Linked DNA regions of Homo sapiens: region 2 is linked to region 1. Evidence: read pairs that join two places in POLR2A ChIA-PET (ENCODE). Cell type or tissue: GM12878. All regions are shown on one strand. Links, peaks and the distances in the headings refer to the core of each region. The heading gives the core; the rest is flanking DNA.

Evidence for each region. Peaks named below come from ENCODE experiments on the same cell type or tissue, not always from the same donor. Only the 100,000 strongest peaks of a DNase experiment are listed, where the experiment ranks them.
Region 2: POLR2A ChIA-PET joins it to region 1 with 5 read pairs; 3 of 35 experiments call an interaction of 5 or more read pairs at or near these places.

The regions. Positions count from the first base shown.
Region 1 is chr17:58,697,803-58,708,030 of GRCh38, reverse strand. RAD51C (RAD51 paralog C) reads right to left here. Exons shown (of 9, transcript NM_058216.3): 4 at 4,702-4,835. Among named protein-coding and RNA genes, the nearest start is that of RAD51C, 10 kb to the right of the region's middle. RefSeq lists an enhancer at 820-869 and silencers at 4,606-4,806, 7,798-7,966. In GM12878, for the core only: no CTCF peak of the experiment used is centred there; a DNase peak (open chromatin) is centred at 5,850; H3K4me3 peaks cover 359 bases; H3K27ac peaks cover 2,087 bases.
Region 2 is chr17:59,052,015-59,062,242 of GRCh38, reverse strand. TRIM37 (tripartite motif containing 37) reads left to right here. Exons shown (of 24, transcript NM_015294.6): 12 at 1,135-1,211; 13 at 5,189-5,368. It also overlaps the pseudogene RN7SL716P. Among named protein-coding and RNA genes, the nearest start is that of TRIM37, 50 kb to the left of the region's middle. In GM12878, for the core only: no CTCF peak of the experiment used is centred there; no DNase peak of the experiment used is centred there.

The sequences.
Region 1 (10,228 bases), core at 3,695-8,694:
GTGTGACTGTATTTGGAGAGAGGGCCTCTAAGGTAGTAATTAACGTAAAATTAGGTCATGAGAATGACATCCTGATTTGAGAGGATTAGTGTCCTTGAAGAAAAGACACCAAAGAGCTCACTCTTCCTCCTTCCTCCCCATGAGGACACAGCAAGAAGGTGGCCATCTACATGCCAGGGAGAGAGCTCTCACCAGAGACCAATCAGCCAGAACCTTATCTTGAGCTTCTAGTCTCCAGAACTGTAAGAAAATAAAATTTCTGTTGTTCAAGCCACTCAGACTATAGTATTTTTGTTATGGCAGCCTGAGGTGACCACAACAAATTTTAGTATCAAGAAATGAGGTATGGTGGGTTAGGTAGTGAGAGAAGCAAGGTACTACTATAACAAATACCTAAAATGTGGAAGTGATTTTCAAATTGGGTAATAAGCAAAGGCTGGAACAGTTTTGAGGCACATACTGAAAATATGGACATTAAGGGCAATTCTGGTGAGGCTTTTTTTTTTTTTCAGATGGAGTCTCGCTCTGTTGCCCAGGCTGGAGTGCAGTGGTGCGTTCTTGGCTCACTGCAACCTCCACCTCCCTGGTTCAAGCAATTCTCCCGCCTCAGACTCCCTAGTAGCTGGGATTAACAGGCACACGCCACCACACCCAGCTAATTTTTTTGTATTTTTAGTAGAGACGGGGTTTCACCATGTTGGCCAGACTGGTCTTGAACTCCTGACCTCAGGCAATCCGCCCACCTCAGCCTCCCAAAGTGCTGGGATTACAGGTGTGAGCCACCATGCCCGGCTATTCTGGTGAGGATTTATACAGAAATGAGGAACAAGTTACTGGAAACTGAAGGAAAGCTGGTGCTTAGTATAAAGTGGCAAAGAACTTGGCTGTGTTCTAGTATTTTATGGAAGGTAAAACTTGTGAGAAATGAAATTGGCTATTTATCTCAGGAGATTTCTAAGCAAAGTGTAGAGGAAGTGGCTTGGTTTCTCCTAGACCACTTATAGTAAAAATGAAAGAGGAGACAGATGAATTGAAGAAGGAATTGTTCAGCAAGAAGGAACCAGAACTTAGAGATGTAGAAAATTCTCAGCCTATCCATATTGCTAAAAATAAGAAAGCTTGCTCTAGAGAGAAGACCAAAGGTACGGTTGAACAATGACTCTATAAATAGATTATCCATGATGTTAATCAGCCATCTCAGCAGAAGCCAGTGATAGATAAGGGATTATAACAGCAGAAACACTGCTAGTTTGAAGTAAAGAGGACAGAGTAAGTGGGAAAGAATGAACGAAGGCTGTTGGACTTCCTTGATTCCACAAGAGAAAACCATGAGCTACTTGACTGTGAATGTGCCCTATTCCTCAAGAAAAGGAAAGAATGGTGCCAAAGGGGATCACAGATCCTCAGAGCTGTCACTCTTACCATAAGCCCAGGGGGCAATGCTATGTCGTCCTTGGTTTCAGAGGGTGGGGCCCTTGCAGAGAGAGGAAGGGGCAGGGCCACCCCACAGAGCAGTAGGGTGATTCTGCTACTGCAGTGGGCCTGGAAGGCAGAGCATCAAAGCAAAGGATCATTCTTTTTTTAATTATTATTATTTTTTTGAGATGGAGTCTCACTCTGTCACTCAGGCTGGAGTGCAGTGGCATGATCTCATGTCACTGCAATCTCCTCTGCCTCCTGCGTTGAAGTGATTCTTCTGCCTCAGCCTCCCTAGTAGCTGGGACTACAGGCACGCACCACCATGCCCGGCTAATTTTTGTATTTTTAGTAGAGACAGGGTTTCACCATATTGGCCAGGGTGGTCTCAAACTCCTGACTTCGTGATCTGCCTGCCTCAGCCTCCCAAAGTGCTGGGATTACAGGCATGAGCCACCGTGCCTGGCCAGCAAAGGATTATTCTTGAGCCTTATGGTCCAATGAAATTTGCCTTGCTAGGCACCCATAATCCTTTTGGGAATGTTCATCCTATGCATTTCCTACTATTGTATTTTGAAAGCATATAACTTGCCTGATTTCAAACGTTCACAGCTGGAAGGGAATTTCACTTCAGGATGAATTATAACTTGAGTCTCACCAATCTCTGATTTAGATAATATTTAGATGAAGCCTGGGACTTTTAGAGTTGATGATGGAACCGGTTAAGACGTTTGGGGCTGTGTGGATGGAATGGATACAAGAAAAACATGAATTTGGCGGGCAGGTAGGGGGTAGGGGGGCAAGGGGCCAGGGGCAAACTTCTGGGAACTCAATTATGTCCCCTTAAAATTCGTATGTTGAATCCCTAAACCCCAATGTGAATGTATGTGGAGAAAGGACTTCTAAGGAAGTAATCAAATAAGTTCATAAAGATGGGACCCTAATCTAAGATGATTAGCGTCCTTGTAAGAAGAAATATTAGGGGTCAGGCACGGTGGCTCACGCCTGTAATCCCAGCACTTTGGGAGGCCGAGGTGGGCGGATCACAAGATCAGGAGATCGAGAACATCTTGGCCAACATGGGGAAACCCTGTCTCTACTAAAAATACAAAAATTAGCCAGGCGTGGTGGCATGCGCCTGTAGTCCCAGCTACTCTGGAGGCTGAGGCAGGAGAATCGCTTGAATCCGGGAGGTGGAGGTTGTAGTGAGCTGAGATCACGCCATTGCACTCCAGCCTGGGTGACAAAAGCGAAACTCCACCCCCCCCCCAAAAAAAAGAAAAAACACCAGGGAATTCACTCTCTCCTTCTTTTCCTCCCTATCATATGAGGACACAGAGAAAAGATGGCTGTCTGCAAGCCAGGAAGAAAGCCCTTGCCAGAAACTGAATCAGCTAGAACTTTGATCTTGAACTTTTAGGCTCCAGAACTCTAAGAAAATTAATTTCTATTGTATTTATTTATTTAATTTTTATTTATTAATTTTGAGACAGAGTCTCTCTGTCTCCCAGGCTGGAGTGCAGTGTCACGATCTCAGCACACTGCAACCTCTGCTTCCCAGGTTCAAGCGATTCTCCTGTCTCAGCCTCCCAAGTAGCTGGGATCACAGGTGCATGCCAACACACCAGGCTAATTTTTGTATTTTTAGGTAGAGACGGGGTTTTGCCATGTTAGTCAGACTGGGCGACTCAAAAAAAAAATTAATTAATTAATTAAAATAAATAAAATAACAAAGAGATGGCATTTTCCATGCAGAATCTTGGCAAAAATATTCAAAAGGTCAGGATGATGGGTAATAGGCATTCTCATATATTGTCAGTAAGAGTAGAAATTGGTGCAGTCTTTCTGAAGGGCGATATGTGTTCAAGAAAAAATTATTCTAACACTTCTTAAAACAGTAAGGAGACTGTATTCAAGACTATTCTAATAGGGGTATCACAATAGGGGAGAGAGACTGGGTTCAAATCAGAATACAAGGACAACTGGGGATTCACAACCAAGAGCAAGGTGAAGGGGTCAGTGGATGAACAATTACTAACAGTGAGACATCAAGGGTAGGGAAATTCTTGCTAAACTGACCGAACAGGATTCTTACTAATGGCAGGCCAGCCAGGTGAGCAGCCTGGCCAACATGCAAAACCCTGTTTCTACCAAAAATATAAAAAAAAAAAAAAATTAGCCAGGCGTTGTGGCGCATGCCTGTAGTCCCAGCTACTTGGGAGGCTGAGGCAGGAGAATTGCCTTAACCCGGGAAGCAGAGGTTGCAGTGAACCAAGATCACGCCAATGCACTCCAGCCTGGGCGACAGAGCCAGACTCCATCAAATTAAAAAATAAAAAATAAATAAATAAAGGCAAGCCAAGGATTTAAATATCAAAGGTGGGGAATGAGGAACGTGATCAGGTATCAAAGGTGCTCAGACTATCAAATGTGAGAGAATCTCTCTGAACTGACAGCAGGATTCTTTGCTAAGACTGGACTGGGTAGGCCAAAGACAGGATGGGGCCAAGTTCAGTCAAGGAGAATCTTTGTCACTGATAATGTTTACCAAAATTAAAGGGCCAGGCACAGTGGCTCATGCCTATAATCCCAGCACTCTGGGAGGCTGAGGTGGGAGAATCGCTTAACCCCAGGAGTTGACTCCATTTCTACCCAAAAAAAAAAAAAAAAAAAAAAAAAAAGGTGATACATGATGGCACGGTAGCTCAATGTAGCCTTGAACTGCTGGGCTCAAGCAATCCTCCCACCTCAGGCCTGCTCCACCCAGCCCTTGGTAGCTGAGACTACAGCTACACCACACACGGCTAATTTTTTTTTTGGTGGGGACAATGTCTTACTATGTTGCCCAGGCTGGTTTTGAACTACTGGGCTCAAATGATCCTCCCACCATGGCCTCCCTAAGTGCTGGGATTACAAGTATGAGCCACTGCACCTGGCCAATAGTGATCACCTTTGGGGAGAGGCACTAGAAAACAGTAGCACAAGGAAGTTTTTATTTTTCATTTCATACCTTTCTATACAATGTGGTTTGATAGGAGCTATTCCACTATTACTGGAAATGAAACTTCTATATTATTTCAATTTCTTACTCTGAGCATAAACTATATATACATATACATACACAAAACAAATATAAATATAAATAAATTGTAGGTCAAGGAAGGAAGAGATTTTCTCAATTGGCTTTGACTTTGATTTTATGCTACTGTACTGGTTATTTTTTCATGCTTATCAAACACCTCAAAAAATACTTGGTTAGTTACATTTCAGTAGTCTGACTCATACCTTTGAGTGTTCTGAAAGGAAATCTGGAAGAAGATAAACTTGTGCCAGTAACTCTGTGTAGTCACGACAGCGAAAATAATAAATATGAGAAAGAATATTATCAAGAGTGAAATCCTCCAAAGCTTTTCGGTGTTCTGAAACAACAAAACACTCTTAATTAGTTTTACCTGTTTGGATGTATTGGCAATTGTAGAAAAACAATGCTTTTTAATAACAAAATGTTCTCCTTTGGATAACAAAATTCTTTAACTGAAAGATGACAAATTATAGCAAAATTACTATAAACAGTTCATAATTCCTGATCTTTTAATTAAAGTTCTAGGGTACATGTGCACAACGTGCAGGTTACATATGTATACATGTGCCATTTTGGTGTGCTGTACCCATTAACTCGTCATTTATATTAGGTATATCTCCTAATGCTATCCGTCGCCGCCCCCCACCTGATGTCTCTCTTAATCTGTTTAGAGATAAGGTCTCACTCTGACGCCCAGGCTGGAGCACAGTGGCACAATCATAGCTCGCTGCAACCTCGAATTCCTAGGCTCAAGGGATCCTCCTGCCCCAGCCTCCCAAAGCACTGGGATTACAGGCATAAACCACTGTGCCCAGCCACTTGATTTTTTTTTTTTTTTTTTAGATAAAGTCTCACTCTGTCACCCAGGCTGGAGTGCAGTGATGCGATCTTGGCACACTGCAACCTCTGCCTCCTGGGCTCAAGCGACTGTCCTGCCTCAGCCTCTTGAGTAGCTGGGATTACAGTCACTCGCCACCATGCCCAGCTAATTTTTGTATTTTTAGTAGAGACGGGGTTTCACCTTGTTGGCCAGGCCGGTCTTGAACTCCTGACCTCAAGTGATCTGCTCACCTCAGCTTCCCAAATTCACGCCTGGGATTACAGGCATGAACCACCACACCCGACCTGATCTATTATTTTCACATTTTTCCACTGTTTCCTTACATATTAGGCTATGTAAAATTATTTATAAACATATACAACTAGTGTTTTAATGCCTGCCTTTTCATATTTCTAGTCACTGGCTTCATTGAACAGAAGTAACATAATGGAAGTTTCTCTTTCTTGCTTTTTTCTATAGGACTACAAATTAAGAGTTAACGGCAGCCTGGGCAACATGGAAAACCCCATCTCTGCAAAAAATACAGAAATTAGTCAGGTGTGATGGTGTGCAACTCTGGTCGTAGCTACTCAGGAGGTTAAGGTGAGAGGATTGCTTGAGCCTGGGAGGTCAAGGCTGCAGTAAGCAATGATAGCGGCACTGTACTCCAACCTGGGTGACAGAATGAAAACTCTGTCTCAAAAAAAAAAACAAAAAAATAAAACACAGTTAGAAAAAATGTTCAAATGAAGCATTTTTTCTCTTGAATGCTATAGTATAATTTGATATTTAACTGGCAACAATTATATAAAATCTTTCTTAGATTGGATGTTTAAAACAAACAGTTTGAGGCTGGGCGTGGTGGCTCACACTTGTAATCACAGCACTTTGGGAAGCTGGGTGGATCACTAGGTCAGGAGTTCAAGACCAGCCTGGCCAACATGGTAAAACACATCTCGACTAAAAATATAAAGATTAGCTTGGTGTGGTGGTGCATGCCTGTAATCCCAGGTACTCGGGAGGCTGAGGCAGGAGACTGGCTTGAACCCGGGAGACGGAGGTTGTAGTGAGCTGAGATCCCGCCACTGCACTCCAGCCTGGGCGACAGAGCAAGACTCTGTCTCAGAAAAAAAAAAAAGTTTGATTTTGCACATATTTCAGAGAGAAACCAATCAGTTACTGCATTTTTTCTTTTTCATTTTTTTGAGACGGAGTCTTGCTCTGTCCTCCAGGCTGGAGTGCAGTGCCGTGATCTCAGCTCACTGCAAGCTCTGCCTCCTGGGTTCATGCCATTCTCCTGCCTCAGCCTCCCCAGCAGCCGGGACTACAGGCGCCCGCCACCATGCCAGGCTAATTTTTTGTATTTTTAGTAGAGACGGGGTTTCACCATGTTAGCAAGGATGGTCTCGATCTCCTGACCTCGTGATCTGCCTGCCTCTGCCTCCCGAAGTGCTGGGATTACAGGCAGTGAGTCACCACACCCGGCCAGTTACTGCATTTTAAAATGCACTTAGCCAGGCGTGGTGGCTCACGCCTGTAATTCTAACACTTTAGGAGGCCAAGGCACGCAGATCTCTTGAGCCCGTGAGTTCAAGACCAGCCTGGGCAACATGGTGAAACTCCGTCTCTACAAAAAATGCAAAAAAAATTAGCTGGGCATGGTAGTGCCCACCTGTAGCCCCAGCTACTTGGGGGGCTGAAGTGAGAGGATCACCTGAGCCCAGGGAGGTCAAGGCTGCAGTGAATTGTGATCATGCCACTGCAATCCGGCCTGGATGACAAAGTGAGACCCTGTTTCACAAAAAGTAAAATATTAAAAATAAATAAAATGTACTTAAATATTAACACTGAAAAAACAAGAAGCTATATTTTAAAATAGAAAACATTTCCTATTGCAAATAGACACTTAGCAGAGTCAAATTTTCACCAAAACAATGACAATTTAATCTCATATCAATCATTTAAAAACTTTAGGCCAGGTGTGGTGGCTCACGCCTGTAATCCCAGCGCTTTGGGAGGCTGAGGTGGGCAGATCATGAGGTCAGGAGATCGAGACCATCCTGGCTAACATGGTGAAACCCCATCTCTACTAAAAATACAAAGTCAGCCAGGCGTGGTGGCGGGTGCCTGTAGTCCCAGCTACTTGGGAGGCTGAGGCAGGAGAATGGCGTGAACCCAGGAGGCAGAGCTTGCAGTGAGCCCAGATCGCGCCACTGCACTCCAGCCTGGATGATGGACTGAGACCCCATCTTAAAAAATAAATTAATTAATTAAAATAAAAATAAAAACTTTATATCCTAGTGCTACACCTACTCTAGTTACAGTAAGGTTTTAAGACACTATTACAAACACACATTGTGAAATAGGTAGCTTTAAGGTATAAGGGAAGAAAAACTCCTTTTCCTGCCACCCTCTTAGGTTTCTTGGCTGGAGCCCTGTAAATCGGACTGACAAAAGATGGATTAACAAGAGAAAGAGTTTATTAATTGTGCATAGTGCATGTAACAACACAGGGGAGTCCAGAGATTAGTAACTCAAAAGTTTGGTTAGATTTGGAGCTGGGCACAGGTGTTCACACTCATAATCCCAGCACTTAGGGAAGCCGACGTAGGAGGATCACTTGAGGTCAGAAGTTTGAGACCAGTCTGGCCAACATGATGAAACTCTGTCTCTACTAAAAATACAAAAATTAGCCAGGTATGGTGGCACGTGCCTGTATTCGCAGCTCCCAGCTACTCAGGAGGCTGAGTCAGGAGAATCGCTTGAACCTGGGAGGTGAAGGTCGCAGTAAGCCAAGATTGCGCCACTGCACTCCAGCCCGGGCGGTAGAGCCAGATTCTGTCTCAAAAAAAAAAGATTTGAGCTTATCGTCCCGAAGGTACAGTAAATTTTTAGAGAAGTAACAAGACAAAGGAAAAGGACCCTAAGTCTCTAAAGGCAGCAAATATTGAAACTAACTGGAGATAAAAGATAGCTAGTAAAATTTGTTATGTACGCTGATAATGGTCTAAAGTTGTCTGTGGTGATTAACTTTTGTCTTCCTGTAAGAGAGGGAAGATGGAACTCTTCTGTGCATTTATGTCCTGTTTTTAGGAAGGGCAGACAGATTTATCTGTTTCTTTTCAATTGCCTTCAGCTCAAAATAATCCTTATGCCAAAGTGGCATATTTCAGGGTGGCATATTCTGCTAGGGTCCAAAGGGCTTTCAGTAACCATGCTGGTCATCAGCGAAATGGGACACTTAGTACCTCCATGAAAAAAAAAAATCCAGCTGACTACACTCATTTAAAGGAAATATACTCATTTAAAGGAAATCTTATGAAAAGCATTTTTTTTAAAACTTTTATTGGAAAGAATAAAGACCGCACATCCAAAAAATAAATAAAACAAAGAAAAAGAAAACAATAGGCCGGGCGCTGTAGCTCATGCCTGTAATCCCAGCACTTTGGGAGGCCGAGGCGGGAAGATCACAAGGTCAGGAGTTCGAGACCAGCCTGGCCAGCATGGTGAAACTCCATCTCTGCTAAAAAAACAAAAAATTAGCCGGGCATTGTGGCACATGCCCGTAGTCCCAGCTACTCAGGAGGCTGAGGCAGGAGAATTGCTTGAACCCAGCAGGCAGAGGTTGCAGTGAGCTGAGATCATGCCACTGCACTCCAGCCTGGGTGACAGAGCGCAACTCCATCTTAAAATAAATAAATAAATAAGAAAACAGTCAACCCATAAGCCATTTAATTTATAAGTAATTGAAAGAATAAGAACTTGAATATAAATTTCCTTTTTTTTTTTTGAGAAGGAGTTTCACTTTTGTCGCCCAGAATGGAGTGCAGTGGCACGATCTCGGCTCACTGCAACCTCCGCCTCCTGGGTTCAAGCGATTCTCCTGCCTCATCCTCCTGAGTAGCTGGGATTACAGGTACCTGCCACCATGCTCGGCTAATTTTTTGTATTTTTAGTACAGACGGGGTTTCGCCATGGCTCCTGACTTCAGGTGATCCGCCCGCCTCGGCCTCCCAAAGTGCTGGGTTTACAGGAATGAGACACTGCACCCGGCCTATAAATTATCTTTCAAAAAACTGTTTAAGGCTGGGCGTGGTGGCTCACGCCTATAATCCCAGCACTTTGGGAGGCCGAGGTGGGCAGATCACCTGAGGTCAGGAGTTCAAGACCTGACTTGCCTATATGGTGAAACCCCCTCTCTACAAAAAATACAAAAATTAGCTGGGTGTGGCCGGGTGCGGTGGCTCATGCCTGTAATCCCAGCACTTTGGGAGGCCAAGGCAGGCAGATCATGAGGTCAGGAGATCGAGACCATCCTGGCTAACATAGTGAAACCCTGTCTCTACTAAAAATACAAAAAAAATTAGCTGGGCATGGTGGTGGGTGCCTGTAGTCCCAGCTACTTGGGAGGCTGAGGCAGGAGAATGGCATGAACCCAGGAGGCAGAGCTTGCAGTGAGCCGAGATTGTGCCATTACACTCTAGCCTGGGCGACAGAGTGAGACCCTGTCTCAAAAAAAAAAAAAAAAAAAAAATTAGCTGGGCATGGTAACACATGCCTATAATTCCAGCTACTCAGGAGGCTAAGGCAGGAGAATTGCTTGAACCTGGGAGGCAGAGGCTGCAGTGAGCCGAGATCGCGCCACTGTACTCTAGCCTGGGCCACAGAGCAAGACTCTGTCTCAAAAAAGAAAAAAAAATTGGCCGGGTGCGGTGGCTCACGCCCGTAATCCCAGCACTTTGGGAGGCTGAGGCGGGAGGATCACCTGAGGTCAGGAGTTTGAGACCAGCCTGATCAACATGGAGAAACCCTGTCTGTACTAAAAATACAAAATTAACTGGGCGTGGTGGCACATGCCTGTAATTCCAGCTACTCGGGAGGCTGAGGCAGGAGAATCCCTTGAACCCAGG
Region 2 (10,228 bases), core at 3,361-8,360, 350 kb before region 1:
TCTTCAATATGCAATTCCATTTTCTTTAGGAAAAGTCTGATAATAAACTAATTTTCTTTACCTTTAAAGATGTTTGGTGATATTGCCTAGATGCTAAATAATCTTTTTGAGTCCAGTAATTTACTATTACACATTTTAGCCCTCCTGGGTTAGTATTCTCAGTTACACATTGAAGTCTTTCAATATGTAGTTTCAGATTATTTTTTTTTTTTTAGAAAAGTTTTGTATAATGGCATTACACAATAATATATCATCTTTTATGTCTGGCTTTATTCACCTAGCTGATGAGTCATTTATTCATTGATATCTACTGAGTGATTATCATGTCGAACCTCAAAAGTTGCCTCAGGTCCTTTCAAGCAAAGTAGACTAAAAATGAAGGGGTTAATAGTACTTGTACCTCTCTGTAGTCATATCCCAGTAGACACTGGAGATGTATAAGGATCTCTGTTGTCAGCCTTCATTGTCTCGTTGGGGGAACAGATGTTTAAACAAGTAGTTATAATAAATGTGATTCTTTTAAAACATAGACACCTGAAGTACTAGGGAAATACATAGGAAGTAATTCTCTTTTTTTAAAAGAGTCTTGCCAAATTAAACAAAAAGGGAGGGAGTAATTATCTTTATAAAAATAAAATCTATAGTAGAGATTTAAACAACTTCTCAATCTCTAGACAGAATCTTATATGGAATTCTAATATTAAAATCATATAGAAATTATATTTAATTACTTTCAGCATAGGGTATTACCTTTTTGTATGTTGGTCTTAAAAATTAATTTTTGGTTTAAAATTTTTTTTTGCTTCACTCATTTCTAATGAAATTATTTTTCCCATTAGGGTCTTGTTTTTTTATTAAGGTTGATTTGTAAGAGTTCTATATATGTTAAAACTCTTAACCTTTGTTGTGGTTGTTGATATTTCCCTTCATTTTTGTGCCTTAATAGTTTCACTTTTTTTTTAATGCACAAAAGTTTAAAGTTGTTAAGAACTCAAATCTATTGGTGTTTTTAATTATTTCTTCCATTGCTTTGAGGCTTAGAAGTACTTCTCAATCTAGATATCAGATATTATCTGCATTTTGTTTTATTGTGGCTTAATTTTTTTACACTCAAACTGATTATTCTTCTTTTAGGATGGAAATGGAGTTGTGCGAGGTTACTACTTATCTGTGTTTCTGGAGCTCTCAGCTGGCTTGCCTGAAACTTCTAAGTAAGAAGTGTAATTAAATAACAACCTTAATGTGCATTTACATACCTTCCCCCTAGCAATTTTTGTTAATTTTTATTTTTGTTAATTACTGTATTGGTATGTCTGTTAAGATGTAGAATAATATGTTCTTGGCATCATAGGATGGTATTTTTCTAAAAACAAAATATTTTTAAGAAAACTTGTATTGCTTTGCGTTTTTAGAAATCTCTTTACTATCTGGCTTAGAAGAAGACTACTGGATTCTCATGTCTGCTTTTATATTCAATTTTTTTAAAATATCATTTTGATTGAAATACATGTATGAAATCTGTCTGCAGAGTTCTACAACCATCACCAACATCTAATTTTATAACATTCTATTTACTCCACAAGGAATCCCTGTACTCCTTAGCAGTCACTTCCCATTCCCCGTTTCCCTCAGTCCCTGAGAACCACAAATGTACTTTTTGACAAGGAGGAATATTTTTTAAAGTGGTTTTAGATAATTGTGGATCTTCTTTGATATTACATCCAAACTGAACAAGTGGTAGGTTGTTAAATGTTATTTACAATGTGGGATCTGGAATCATATTAATGATTTTTTTTTTTAACTCTGTTACATGAAATCTGTTAGTTTAGTATGGAATGTCTGCTTTCAGCTAACATGAAGCAAGAGGGATGAGATCTACCCATTTTCCTGCAACAACCAAAAAAAAAAAAAGACCTCATGAAACAACATTTTCTAGACACTGGACATGGTGGTAACAAATGAAAGTAGTCCCTGAGAGATGAGAAACACAAACTAACTCTACAATTTCTCCAGCTTACAGCCTTGAGAGAGTTTTCAGGCTGCAACACAGGGAGGAGCTGGGACTGAGGGAGAATCTGGCAGACTTAGTTGAGGGGATAGTGCTGAGAGTCTAGAAAGGACAATACAGCTAGAGCGCATTGGACAAAATACCAGAGAGGAGAAAGCTGCAGAGACTGAAGTCTAGAGATCCGTAATGGGTTCCCCTTGAGTATTCAGCAGAGTACTTATCAGGGCATATGTCTGAGGAAACTACCTGAGATTGGGGAAAGAACTCCTTGACAGGATTAGAGGGAATAGTGAGTGACTGGTGTTCACACGGGGCCAGGAACTGTGTCTATTGCAACCTGCCACGGTGGAGAAATTTATAATTCATGGGTCACTGATTGGGTATAACACTAAGGAAGTTTTTGTCTCGATAGCAGAAATTAGCCCTAGACTGAACACTGCTCTGGACCCACCTAACAAAAGTGAGACCTGAAAGGATCAAATTGTTTTCAAGTAACTTAACTGCATCCCAGAAGGAAGCTCAAGAAAATTTATAAGGTTGCTGAAGTATCTAACATCCAACAGAGTAAAATTTACAGTGTCTTGTGTTCAGTCAAAGGTTAATATGCCAGACTGGCTGGCCCATACCTGTAATCCCAGCACTTTGGGAGGCCAAGGCAGGAGGATTGCTTGAGACCAGGAATTTGAGACCAGCCTGGGCAATATGGTGAGACCCTGCATACGTCTCAGCTACTCAGGAGGCTGAGGCAGGAGGATTGCTTGAGCCCAGGAAGTCGAGGCTGCAATGAGCTGTGTCCGCACCACTGCACTCCAGCCTGAATGACAGAGTGAGACCCTGTCTCAATTTATTTATTTACTTAATGTATTTTGAGTCTCACTTTATCACCCAGCTTGGAGTACAGTGGCATGATCTCAGCTCACTGCAACCTCTGCCTCCCAGGTTCAAGCAATTCTCCTGCCTCAGCCTCCCAAAATAGCTGGGATTACAGGCATGCACCACCACGCCCAGCCAATTTTTGTATTTTTAGTAGAAACGGGGTTTCACCATATTGGCCAGGCTGGTCTTGAACTCGTATCCTCAGGTGATCCGCCCACCTCAGCCTCCCAAAATGCTGGGATTACAGGTGTGTGCCACTGTGCCCGGTCAAGAATTCTTTATATATTTTGGATACTAAACCTTTATCAGACATATGATTTGCAAATAGTTTCTCCCATTTGGTAGGTTTTCTTTTCATTTTCTTGATAATGTGCATTAATGCACAAAAGTTTATAGGCTATCTTCTTTGTCTTTTTGTAAACCTGAAAATTTTACAAGATTGGATATATAAATTAGAATATATTGGCTTTCCCAATGTATACTTCTTTTCTTTTTGAGACAGGGTCTTGCTGTGTCACTGAGGCTGGAGCACAGTGGCACAATTATGGCTCACTGCAGCCTCAACCTCCTGGGCCCAGGTGATCCTCCTGCCTCAGTCTCCCAAGTAGCTGGGACTACAGGAATGCACTACCGTACCCAGCTAATTTTTTTGTTTTTTGTTTTTATGGAGACGGGGTTTCGCCATGTTGCCCAGGCTGGTCTCAGACTCCTGGGCTCAGGCGATCTGCCCACCTCGGTCTCTTAAAGTGCTGGGATTACAGGTGTTAGCCACTGTGTCCAGCTTACTTATTTTCTTTTTCCTTTTTCTTTTCTTTTTAACTTTTATTTTAGGTTTGGTGTTACGTATGAAGGTTTGTTACATAGGTAAACTCATGTCATGGGGGTTCATTGTACAGATTATTTCATCACCCAGGAATTAAGCCCAGTACCCAATAGTTATCTTTTCTGCTCCTCTCCTTTTTCCCACCCTCTGCCCTCAAGCATACCCCAGTGTCTGTTGTTTCCTTCTTTGTGTTCATAAGTTCTCATCATTTAGCTCCCACAATATAAGTGAGAACACGTGGTATTTGGTTTTCTGTTCCTGTGTTAGTTTGCTGAGGATAATAGCCTCCAGCTCCATCCATCCATGTTGCACAAAAAACATAATCTCGTTCTTTTTTATGGCTGCATACTTATTTTCTATTAGGAAATTTTATAGCCTTTGATTTTCTGAATACACAATAATTTGCTTTCTTATCACTTGTACTGGCAAAATACAGTAGAGTATTTCAAAATTTATATTTTAAAATTGCAAGGTGATAAACCTCAAAGGATAATAGAAATAACAATATTTATGAGGAAACATATGTAGTGAATATATGGAAAAAATATTGCATTAGTAAAACAAAAGCAACTTTGAATTACTTGTTTATTCAAAATTTATTTATTTTTTGAGGTGTTGTTTTATACCTGATATATCGGTAAACATCTTTACGAGGAAAAAAGGACCTATTGCCATTCATGTTTTGGTGGTTCGTTCAAAATACTGCTGTTTTGGCTGGGCGCAGTGGCTCACACCCGTAATCCCAGCCCTTTGGGAGGTCAAGGAGGGTGGATCATCTGAGGTCAAGAGTTTGATACTAGCCTGTCCAACATTATGAAACCCTGTCTCTACTAAAAATACAAAAAATTAGCTGGGCATGGTGGTGTGCACTTGTAATCTCAGCTACTTGGGAGGCTGAGGCAGCAGAATCACTTGAACTGGGGGGCAGAGGTTGCAGTGAGCTGAGACCCCGCCACTGCCCTCTAGCCTGGGCTACAGAGTGAGACTCTATCTCAAAAAAGCAAACAAAAAAATACTGCTCTTTTTCTGGCCGGGTGTGGTGGCTCACGCCTGCAATCCCAGCACACTGGGAGGCCAAGGTGGGTGGATCACCTGAGGTCAGGAGTTCAAGACCAGCCTGGCCAACATGAACCCCCGTCTCCACTAAAAATACAAAATTAGCTAAGCATGGTACACGCCTGTAATCTCAGCTACTCTGTAGGCCGAGGCAGGAGAATCACTTGAACCTGGAGTCAGAGGATGCAGTGAGCTGAAATTGCACCATTGCACTCCAGCCTGGGCAACAAGAGTGAAACTCCATCTTAAATAAATAAAAAAACCCCAAAATACTGCTGTTTTTATAAATGATAAAAGAAATGTAACTGCGTATATCAATAAGGTTTCTTCTCAGGTAATTACTTAGTGACCTTAATGTTTAGATGAGTTTGTTTTTTATTCTTACTTTACTAACTGTATAGTAATGGTCTGTTTTTCAATTTTAGATATGAATATCGTGTAGAGATGGTTCACCAGTCCTGTAATGATCCTACAAAAAATATCATTCGAGAATTTGCATCTGACTTTGAAGTTGGAGAATGCTGGGGCTATAATAGATTTTTCCGTTTGGACTTACTCGCAAATGAAGGATACTTGAATCCACAAAATGATACAGTGATTTTAAGGTAACAGGAAAAATTTGATGTTGTGGTTTTTATTGTGGGGAAATAATATCATCAGAACTATATTTCAAAGATCATTTGGTTAACAAAGATGAATATTGAAATTCATACTAACTATAACCTTATCACCTTTTTTTTTTTTTTTTTTTTTTTTTTTTTTTGGAGACATAGTCTCGCTCTGTCGCCCTGGCGCGATCTCGGCTCACTACAAGCTCCGCCTCCCGGGTTCACGCCATTCTCCTGCCTCAGCCTCCCGAGTAGCTGGGACTACAGGCGCCCGCCACCACGCCTGGCTAATTTTTTACTATTTTTAGTAGAGACGGGGTTTCACTGTTTTAGCCAGGATGGTCTCGATCTCCTGACCTCGTGATCCGCCCGCCTCGGCCTCCCAAAGTGCTGGGATTACAGGCGTGAGCCACCGTGCCCGGCCCCTTATCACTTTCTTAACTGTTTTATTTAAGTGGATAATAATCAAAAATTTGTAGTCAAAAAGTCAAACTTTTTTTGACATCTAGTTAGCAATTCCATTAAAGATAAGCTGGGTGCAGTGGTGCGCCGGTGTTTCCATCTACTATGGAGGCTAAGATGGGAGGACGGCTTGGGCCCAGGAGTTTGAGACCAGCTTAGGAAACATTATGAGACCCCCCATCTTTTTAAAAAGAAAAAAAAAAGGGGGTGGGTGGGAAACTACAACTTCCAGTAAGTATAGTAATGTTCCATTTGTCTGTTGAACTTCTAGTGACCTCACCATTTGGAAATCTAAGAATAGTGAGGGATAAAGTGCTGATTTTTTTCACTTCACAGTGCATATTATATTTGAGTGACTGGTTTTACAACTTAATTTTATAAAGCAACTATCAGTTCTTTGTCAATAACAGCAAATTAAAAGTAGAAGAGTCAAGATGAAAGTTGACGAAAACCAGCAATTTTCTACTTTTTTCTTAAACTTTTATTTTAGGTTCAGGGGTACATGTGTAGGTTTGTTATACAGGTAAACTCACATCATGGTGATTTGGTGTACGGATTATTTCATCACCCAGATACTAAGCCTAGTACCCAATAGTTATTTTTTCTTATCCTCTCCCTCCTCCCACCCTCCACCCTCAAGTAGGCCCCAGTGTCTGTTGTTGTTACCCCTCGTTATATCCTTGAGTTCTCATCATTTAGCTTTTTTTTTTTTTTTTTTTTTTTTGAGATGGAGTCTCCCTCTGTCGCCCAGAGGCGACATATCGGCTCACTGCAAGCTCTGCCTCCCGGGTTCACACCATTCTCCTGCCTCAGCCTCCCAAGTAGCTGGGACTACAGGTGCCTGCCACTGCATCTGGCTAATTTTGTTTTTGTATTTTTAGTAGAGATGGGGTTCCACCGTGTTAGCCAGGATGGTCTCGATCTCCTGACCTCTTGAGCCTCCTGCCTCAGCCTCCAAAGTGCTGGGATTACAGGCCTGAGCCACTGCGCCCGGCCCATTTAGCTCTTAAATAATAAGTGAGAACATGTGGTATTTGCGAAAACCATCAATTTTTTTTTTTTTTTTTTTTTTTTTTTGAGACAGAGTTTCTAGTTGCCCAGGCTGGAGCGCAATGGCGCGATCTTGGCTCCCTGCAACCTTTGCCTCCCAGGTTCAAGCGATTCTCCTGCCTCAGCCTCCCGAGTAGATGGGATTGCAGGCACGCGCCACCATGCCTGGCTAATTTTGTACTTTTAGTAGAGATGGGGTTTCTCCGTGTTGATCAGGCTGGTTTCTAACTCCCGACCTCAGGTGATCCACCCACTTCGGCCTCCCATAGTGCTGGGATTATAGGCATGAGCCACCACGTCTGGCCAAAACCATCAATTTTTATTGTTGATTGTTGGTGTAGTATTTACAAGAAAGGATAGAACGTAAATACTGACTCAAACAACAGCCCTATTTAGCCAGGTGTGGTGGCTCACGCCTGTAATCCCAGCACTTTGGGAGGCTGAGGCAGGCAGATCACTTGGGCTCAGGAGTTTGAGAGCAGCCTGGCCAATATGGTGAAATCCTATCTCTACTAAAAATACAAAAATTAGCCGGGCTGTGGTGGCACGCGCCTGTAATCCCAGCTACTCAGGAGGCCAAGGCAGGAGAATCGCTTGAATCCGGCAGGTGGAGGTTGCAGTGAACCGAGATTATGCCACTGCACCCCAGCCTGGGCGACATAGCAAGACCCTATCTCAAAAATAATAATAAAGTAAATAAAAACAACAGCCCTGTTTAACGTGGGGTAGTCTTTACAGGTCAGAAGTTTTTGGGCATTGGCTGGGTGCCGTGGCTCACGCCTGTAATCCCAGCACTTTGGGAGGCTGAGGTGGGTGGATCACCTGAGGTCAGGAGTTCAAGATCAGCCTGGGCAACATGGTGAAACCCTGTCTCTACTAAAAATACAAAAATTAGCTGGGCATGGTGGCAGGCACTTGTAATCCCAGCTACTTGGGAAGCTGAGGCAGTTGAATCGCTTGAGTCCGGGAGGCAGATGTTGCAGTGAGCCGAGATTTCACCAGTGCACTCCAGCCTGGGCGACAAGAGTGAAACTCCATCTTAAAAAAACAAAAAACAAACAAAAAAAGGTTTTTGGGTATCATTACATGATGTTATAATTTGATGATCAAAATAAGAACTTGAATATTTAAAAAAGATTAAAATATGTTCTGAACTGAGAAGTTTCAGAGTATTTAACAGTTTAAAAAGTTCTCATCACAACAATTTTAAACATTTTTTTCTTGAGAGTGATTTAATGTACTCCTGAATTTCCCTTATTCGGAGCTCTTTGTTCTTGAGCATACTGGACAGATGAGTTGCTATCATATCAGCATTTACTCTTATGTGTTTTCCGTAGCTTTTCTGGAAGTATAAAGAAGTTTAACAAGGGATATGATTTTCAGTGTAGGGAAAAAGATATGTTTTTGTTATTGTTTTGTTTTGTTTAGAGTCAGTGTCTTGCTATATTGCCCAGTCTAGTCTAGAATTCTCGGGCTCAAGTGATCCTCCTGTCTCAACTTCCCAAGTAGGTAGGATTACAGGTGCATGCCACGGTGCCTGGAATCATGTTTTTTGAGGGGAGGGATTATTTTAGTTTTCTTCGTATAGCTTTTCAGACTTTTGGGGTTTAACTATTCACCAAGAGAAATAATTTATTGCTATTTCATGCTTCAGCCATAGAGAGAATTACAAAATTATTCAAACATCAATTTTACCAACCTATAAAAGACCCATTTTCTTATAGCCTTGATTTCATCCTTATTAGCGTTACTTATTAGTACAGAAACAAATTCCTGTTATGACATCATTTTTTTTAAGCAACATTGAGTCTATACCATATGCCTGACACTGAGTTGCTAATAAGAAAAATATAGACATGGTTTTTGTCCACAGGGAACTCAAGATGAAATTGGCAGATAAAAACAGAATTTACTACTCTCTTATTATAAAATAATGCTATAGTAGCACCGTAAGTAAATTGCTATGAAGTTTGTGGATAGGGGGCTTCACATTATCCTATTAATGAGACATTGCTCAAACTTTAAACCTTTTATTTCAAGATTCTGGTGGAATTTTGTATGTATTTATTAGAAAGTTATTTAAGGCTTTTCTATAACTATGAATGTATGTTTCATTCTTTCATTAAAACAGAAAGTTAAGAAATTTTACCTGCTGCTTGGTTTTGTTTTAATGGCAAAATATTAGAACTAATGTGCAGAGTTAACCAGTGGTTTAAATCATTCAAAGAAAATAATAGTGTTTAGACGGTCTTACTTTAATGTCTTACCAGTGGGTACTTCCTAGACTGTGAATCGTCTCTGCTCAGTTGAGTGAATCATCTCTACTCAGTTCCGTTCAGAACGTAATTTAATCTCTTGATTTGATTTGATTTGATTTGATTTGATTTGATTTGATTTGATTTTTTGAGACAGAGTTTCGCTCTGTTGCCCAGGCTGGAGTGCAGTGGTGCGATCTCGGCTCACTGCCACCTTTGCCTCCCAGATTCAAGCGATTCTCCTGCCTCAGCCTCCTGAGTAGCTGGGATTACAGGCGCCCGCCACCATACCCGGCTAATTTTTGTACTTTTAGTAGAGACGGGGTTTCACCATGTTGGCCACGCTGGTCTCGAACTCCTGACCTTAGGTGATCTGCCCACCTCGGCCTCCCAAAGTGCTAAGATTACAGGTGTGAGCCACTGTGCCCGGCCAATCTCTCTCTTTTTTTAATACTCAAGTTCTCATTTTGATCATCCAGTTATAACATATAATGATGCCCAAAAACTTCTGACCTATAAAGACTATCCCAACATTAAATAGGACTGTTGTTTTATAGTCAGTGTTTATGTTCTGTCCTTTCTTGCATTAGTATTCTTCACTAAAACTAGATATCTACTGCCAGATAACTGTTAAATGGTCAGTAGGTTCTTACAATAAGGTGTAAAATCCTAGAAAAAAATGAACAGCTAACATTGTGTAGCCGGGTAAAAGGGCTGGAAGGAATGAGAGAGATGTAGATGTCCAAATTAGTCTTGCCTTGTGGTTTTTCCTTTCTTCAAAAACACCTTCACACATGCACTGCAATTTTTTCACCTTAAATATAGTCACGTTAGGCTATGTAACAAAGGTAGAGGTTTGTTTGCTTTAGTAATAGTTTTTTTTTTTTTTTTAATTAAAACAACTCTGGATAGATTAAGATTCTGTCATTTATATATTAATACGATTTTATGTAGGTGCAGTACTTTTTTTCCTAACCTAAGCTGAAATAATGCCATATTGTAATAAGGGCAGTTTTGATTGCTATCTTGAAGGGTTCAGGATATAGTTTATTTAGAGCATGTAACTCCTTGGGGGATAGTAAAGCAATCC